2 separate regions of the Homo sapiens genome follow, and region 1 is linked to region 2. A link is an interaction called in ENCODE POLR2A ChIA-PET data of the cell type or tissue named here. Cell type or tissue: IMR-90. All regions are shown on one strand.

Evidence for each region. ChIA-PET counts read pairs that join two places held together with the same protein. Peaks named below come from ENCODE experiments on the same cell type or tissue, not always from the same donor. Only the 100,000 strongest peaks of a DNase experiment are listed, where the experiment ranks them.
Region 1: POLR2A ChIA-PET joins it to region 2 with 8 read pairs; 3 of 35 experiments call an interaction of 5 or more read pairs at or near these places.

Annotation. Positions count from the first base shown.
Region 1 is chr18:2,238,749-2,241,248 of GRCh38, forward strand. No RefSeq gene overlaps it. Among named protein-coding and RNA genes, the nearest start is that of METTL4, 330 kb to the right of the region's middle. In IMR-90, no CTCF peak of the experiment used is centred here; a DNase peak (open chromatin) is centred at 1,373; H3K27ac peaks cover 180 bases.
Region 2 is chr18:2,419,932-2,422,431 of GRCh38, forward strand. No RefSeq gene overlaps it. Among named protein-coding and RNA genes, the nearest start is that of METTL4, 150 kb to the right of the region's middle. In IMR-90, no CTCF peak of the experiment used is centred here; no DNase peak of the experiment used is centred here.

The DNA.
Region 1 (2,500 bases), 180 kb before region 2:
ATTGTTCTTCTCCAAATAATGACTAAAATATTATTATTTGTTCAAATGTATCAAGGATGCAAGGATTTGTGCTTTGACAAGCTCTATCCATGCAAAACAGGCGATCCAGATCATAAGACATGTTAAATTATACTTGATGAGCCAGTCCTTGGAGAAAGTTCTGAGATTGCATCTCCATGAAGCACAGAGAGCAAGGATTTCTGTGAATATTTCCAATGAGCTTACATCATTCTGGGGAAGCTACTACAAAAAAAAAAAACTGTACAATTCAAATCTGGGACACTGTCGTGGAAATCCGTCCCTGCATAACAAAGTGGGCAATCACAGAGAACAATGAAACCCAATGCATTATTCATCATTATAATTCTGGATCATATGCAACCATCATCAATGCTGAGGATGCTCTTAGTTTATATTACAAGTAATTTAGACATCATATGCCTATTTATAAAATGCCAAATCAGCTCTCAGATGCAGTATGAGGAGTTCACAGTTTCATTTTCTGTAAAGATGTTTTAAAATATTGATTGTTGTAAACTTTGTAAGGCACAGATGATAAAAGCACTATACCAATCCTCACACAAAAGAACAACTAGGACTACTTCCCTCAAAGCTGGTTGGTCCCCTTGTTCATTAACTCATGGTTCCAAATGGAACTTCCCCACACCCCCAGAAATGATGCATCCTGAGTCCATTTCCCAAGGAACAGTTCTTCAAAGCATCAAAAGAATCGGATGTGCAATATCTGCATGAAAAGGTTTTTTCTAAAAATCCCCAAATAAAACTTCCATTTGTAAGAAAGGGGAGGGGATCAGGGATTCTAAGATATGTTCATGCTGACAGCATATCCTGGAACTATATAAATACTTAGTAGAATGAATTAAAAATGAGAAACTTGGAACCACAAAAGGCATTTTCTTGGGGAAACTCAAAACATAAGGACACTTAAAAGAAAAAGGAACAGGCTCTTGGGTTTTCAAAAAAAAAAAAACTTGAATCAGCTATATAGTCATACAGTCATTGAGAGCTTGTAAAATCACATACCTTTGTGCTCTTGCTTAAATTTCTCTAGCAATATTGTTCAAGTGTGTGCCCAAATACATGGATTTTAGCTCCCCTGGAGAGTCACTTCTGAAAGAAAGCAAAGATAGAGGGACCTAAAGTCTATGCTATTATAACAGGAAAAGACATCGTTTCTACATGAATAGGATTTTTTTTCCAAGGCAGAGATAGGAGGGCTGGAGGGAAAAATTTAAAAACACATTGGCCTGTTTTTACTGTATATATTGTTTCCTGGATGCTGGAAATTACCCTGATTATTCATCTGCAAAATAGCTACAAAGAAAACCCAAACTATGATTCAGCCATTGCAGCTGTGGTAGACAGAATTGCCAATGGTGAAGGAAGGGCAGAAAACCCACTGTTGCAATTCGTTTTCTCTCTTGTTTTGTTTAACTGTTTAACTTCTGGACCTAATTATTTAAAACACACACACACACACACACACACACACACACACACACACAGAGCAAAAAAGAAGAGAAATGAGAGCTGGTCTGCTTTTCCCATCCCTCATTCCCTGCATGCCATTTCCCACCAAATCAAACTCAGTATTTTATAACAGTGATCCTACAATTGTCTCTCAGTTTTAAAGCTTTTCTGATCTTTCAATGGAATTGATTTCCGTAATAACCAGACTAGAGTTGGCAGCCCATGCTTGTTTGGCATCACTGCCTGCATTACGTTGCCTACAGCTCATCCGCCCTGATCCCTTAAAGAAACTTGAAAAAACAGAAATATGTCCTTTATCAACACCATAAGCTGCTGCTGCCACAAGTCTATAAACAGCAAGAAAAATAAACAGAAGCCAACCTATTTTATCAAAGTCTAATAATACATACACACTAGTCTTGCTTAAGCCCGAGAAATAAAGGCAAACACACCATGGTAGGAAGAAAAGGAATGCACGTGGTCTCACTTATGCCCTTACCTAGACATAGGCTCCACAGTGCATCTGATCTGAGACTACCTCCTCACTTTCCAGGCTTCTTGTGTGATTTTCCCTTCCCTTCTTCTCCTTTCCTCAGGGTTACTTGCAGAGAGATTCCACCAATGCATCCTTAGAGTTGAATTTACCTTCCTGGAAAACATTGTTTCCAGCTGGCTCACTATTAATTACACCCTGATTTTAGACCTTCCCTTGTAGCTGATCTCTGTCTCTAAAACAAAGATGTTTCTGGACCTTTGATAAAAGTCTTGGAGGAATAAAACCCGCTTTTTTATTTAAAGAGTAATAACATCTGTGATGTAGTTCAGATGCACATAAAGAAGAAAAAACACACTAACAAATGCTTAAATAATCTAGAGGTTCATGTCATTCTCTAAGGTTGCAATACCTGTCCCCCAGGCTGGAGTGCAGTGGCACAATCTCAGCTCACTGCAACCTCCAACTCCCGAGCTGGAGAGATCCTCCCACCTCAGCCCCCTGAGTAGCTGGAAC
Region 2 (2,500 bases):
TCATCTATATATCTCATTTAACCGCCTCATTTTGTACATGAGGAAATCAAGGCTTGTGGAGGTAAAGTCACGGGCCAAAAACTACAAAGCTACTGAGTAGCACAGCTGGAAGTAGAATCCAAGTGCCTGGATTCCTGGTCCTGTGCCTTCTCCACTATAATCATTGCCTGTATCGTCCACAGTTGCTGCATTATTTTTAAATAGATAACAGAAAAGGCAATGAATGCATGTATTCCTTTACTCAACACGTATTTATTGAGTGTTCACTATGGGCCAGGCATATTCAAGACACCAGAGATACAATAGTTAACAAAACACACAAATTTTCTGCCTTCAAAGAGCTTATACTTTTGAGAGAGGGGAGGGAGAGAGAGACAGAGAGAGAGAGAGAGAAGCAATTGCTAAGGAAAAATAAATAAATTAATCACAGAAGGAAAATATGGGGAAAGGAAATAAAATTCCTAAACAGGGCAGCCAGGGAAGGTGACTGTAAGTAAAGACCTGAAGGAAGTGAGAAAAGTAGCCATGCAAATATAGAGGGGACAAGCATTCCAGACAGGAAGTAACAAGAGCATAGGTCCTGAGGTAGCAGCTCCTGGTGGGGTTCAGGGAACAGGAAGGAGGCCAGTGTGGCAGGTGTGAGTCAATGAGGAGAGAGGCAATGAAGCCAGAAAGGTTGGACGGGAGACAAGTTTGCAGAGCCGCTTCATAGGTCAGTAAGGACTGCAACTGAGTCGGATGGGAAGCCTTAGAGCAGTAACATGACCAGACTTTCATTTGAACAGGATCACTGTGGCGAGGTGCTGAGAAAGAGGACAAGCATAGGCACAGGATGGATGAACTGCTGTAAAAATCCAGGGGAGAGACGACGGTGGTTTGGACCGGGATGGTAGAACTGGGGTGATACCTGGTAGAGTAGACAGAATATGCTGATGAGCCACACGCAAGGTATGAGAGAAAAAGAGGTATTAAGCATGACACCACAGGTTTTGCCTTGAACAACAAGGAGGACAGAGTTGCCATTAGCTGAGTCAGGAAGAATAACGGGGAAAGCTGATTTGGGAAGGGGGTACCGAATAGCAAAAGCTCCATTCTGGACATAAATTTGAGGAGCTCATTAGACATCAGTGTAGAGATGTCAACTGGGTGGTCGAATATGTAAGTTTAGAGTCCAGAGGAAAAATGCTAACTGAAAGTATAAATTTAGGAGTGAAGCAAAAAAAGGTAGTTAAAGCCATGAGAAGGCATGAGATCACCGGGGGAGAGTGAGGATAGATAGAGAGAAGAGGCTCGATTACTGAGCCCCAGGGTTCTCCAACATTTAAATGTGGAGAAGATGTGCTAAAATAAAAATATCAGGGAGCTAGAAAAGCAGCAAAATAATTATGGCCTATTCTCTCTGAATGAGTTCCCATCTCCATACTGCACATCCTTTTATGCCTAAATTCTTCTTCCCTTTTATTAACTCATTTTTGTAAATTGTATCACTCCATTTTATTATTTATCTTACTCGTCAGTCTTCACTGCAAAGGACTCCTAATGTTTTTCAAAATCCAAATCCCCTCCCACTTTCTGAAAGAAGACATTTGCTGCCATCAAATACATTCAGAAGACTATGCCACAGGCTCTGAAGTCTCTTCAACATGGGGAGATACAAAGATGAACAAATAAAGTATTTGTTGTCAAAGACATTATTATAAAAGTGTATAGTTTCCCCAGATGATTATTTGAAGGAGGAAATGGCCATTTGTATATATATTTCTATATATTTCTATTTATGTGTGTGTATGTATACACACACAACAAATATTTATTCAATGCTTGCTAGGTGCCAGCTATTCTGTTAAGTGTGTTGTTATGTATATGCATTCTCTCAATGTCCTCCCAATAATCCCAAAAGGTAAGTACTATTATTATCTACATTCTAGAGGTGAGGAAAATGAGGCTTTCAGATGCTAAATAACTTGCCACGTTTATCAGGTTTAAGAGGTACTGAATCTAGACAGTTTGCCTCCTGAGCCCCTACTTCTTAAACTTTTGCCCAGAATTCTAAGCTGGCCACCAGTGCAGAAGACGGATTTGAGCCCATGCAGCTGTCTTGCTTGGTCTGCATGGTGTTTGTTTTGTTTTTAAATGGACTTTGAATGCCTTCAGGGGATGCACACATTCAGTAATCACAGCCCACACCAGTCATTACAGCCTTCATTTTTACCCTTCATCATTTAACTTAGCAGCTGCACCGAGTGCATTGGAGTTGTTGACCCTTGCTCTACCATCCTTCTTCCCTCGATCTTTAACAGGCTCAACATTACTTTCAGTCCAGCACATTTATGCCCTACTTCTTGCATATTCACACATACCCACACATACACCACCCATCCCAACACCAACGCAAATACCTCCAACACTGCCATCAGGAGAAATAAAACAAAATAGGATTATTCTTTCTTTCCATCCTTGATATTTTCCCCTATGAAAGTCATTTGTAATGTTTAAGGTC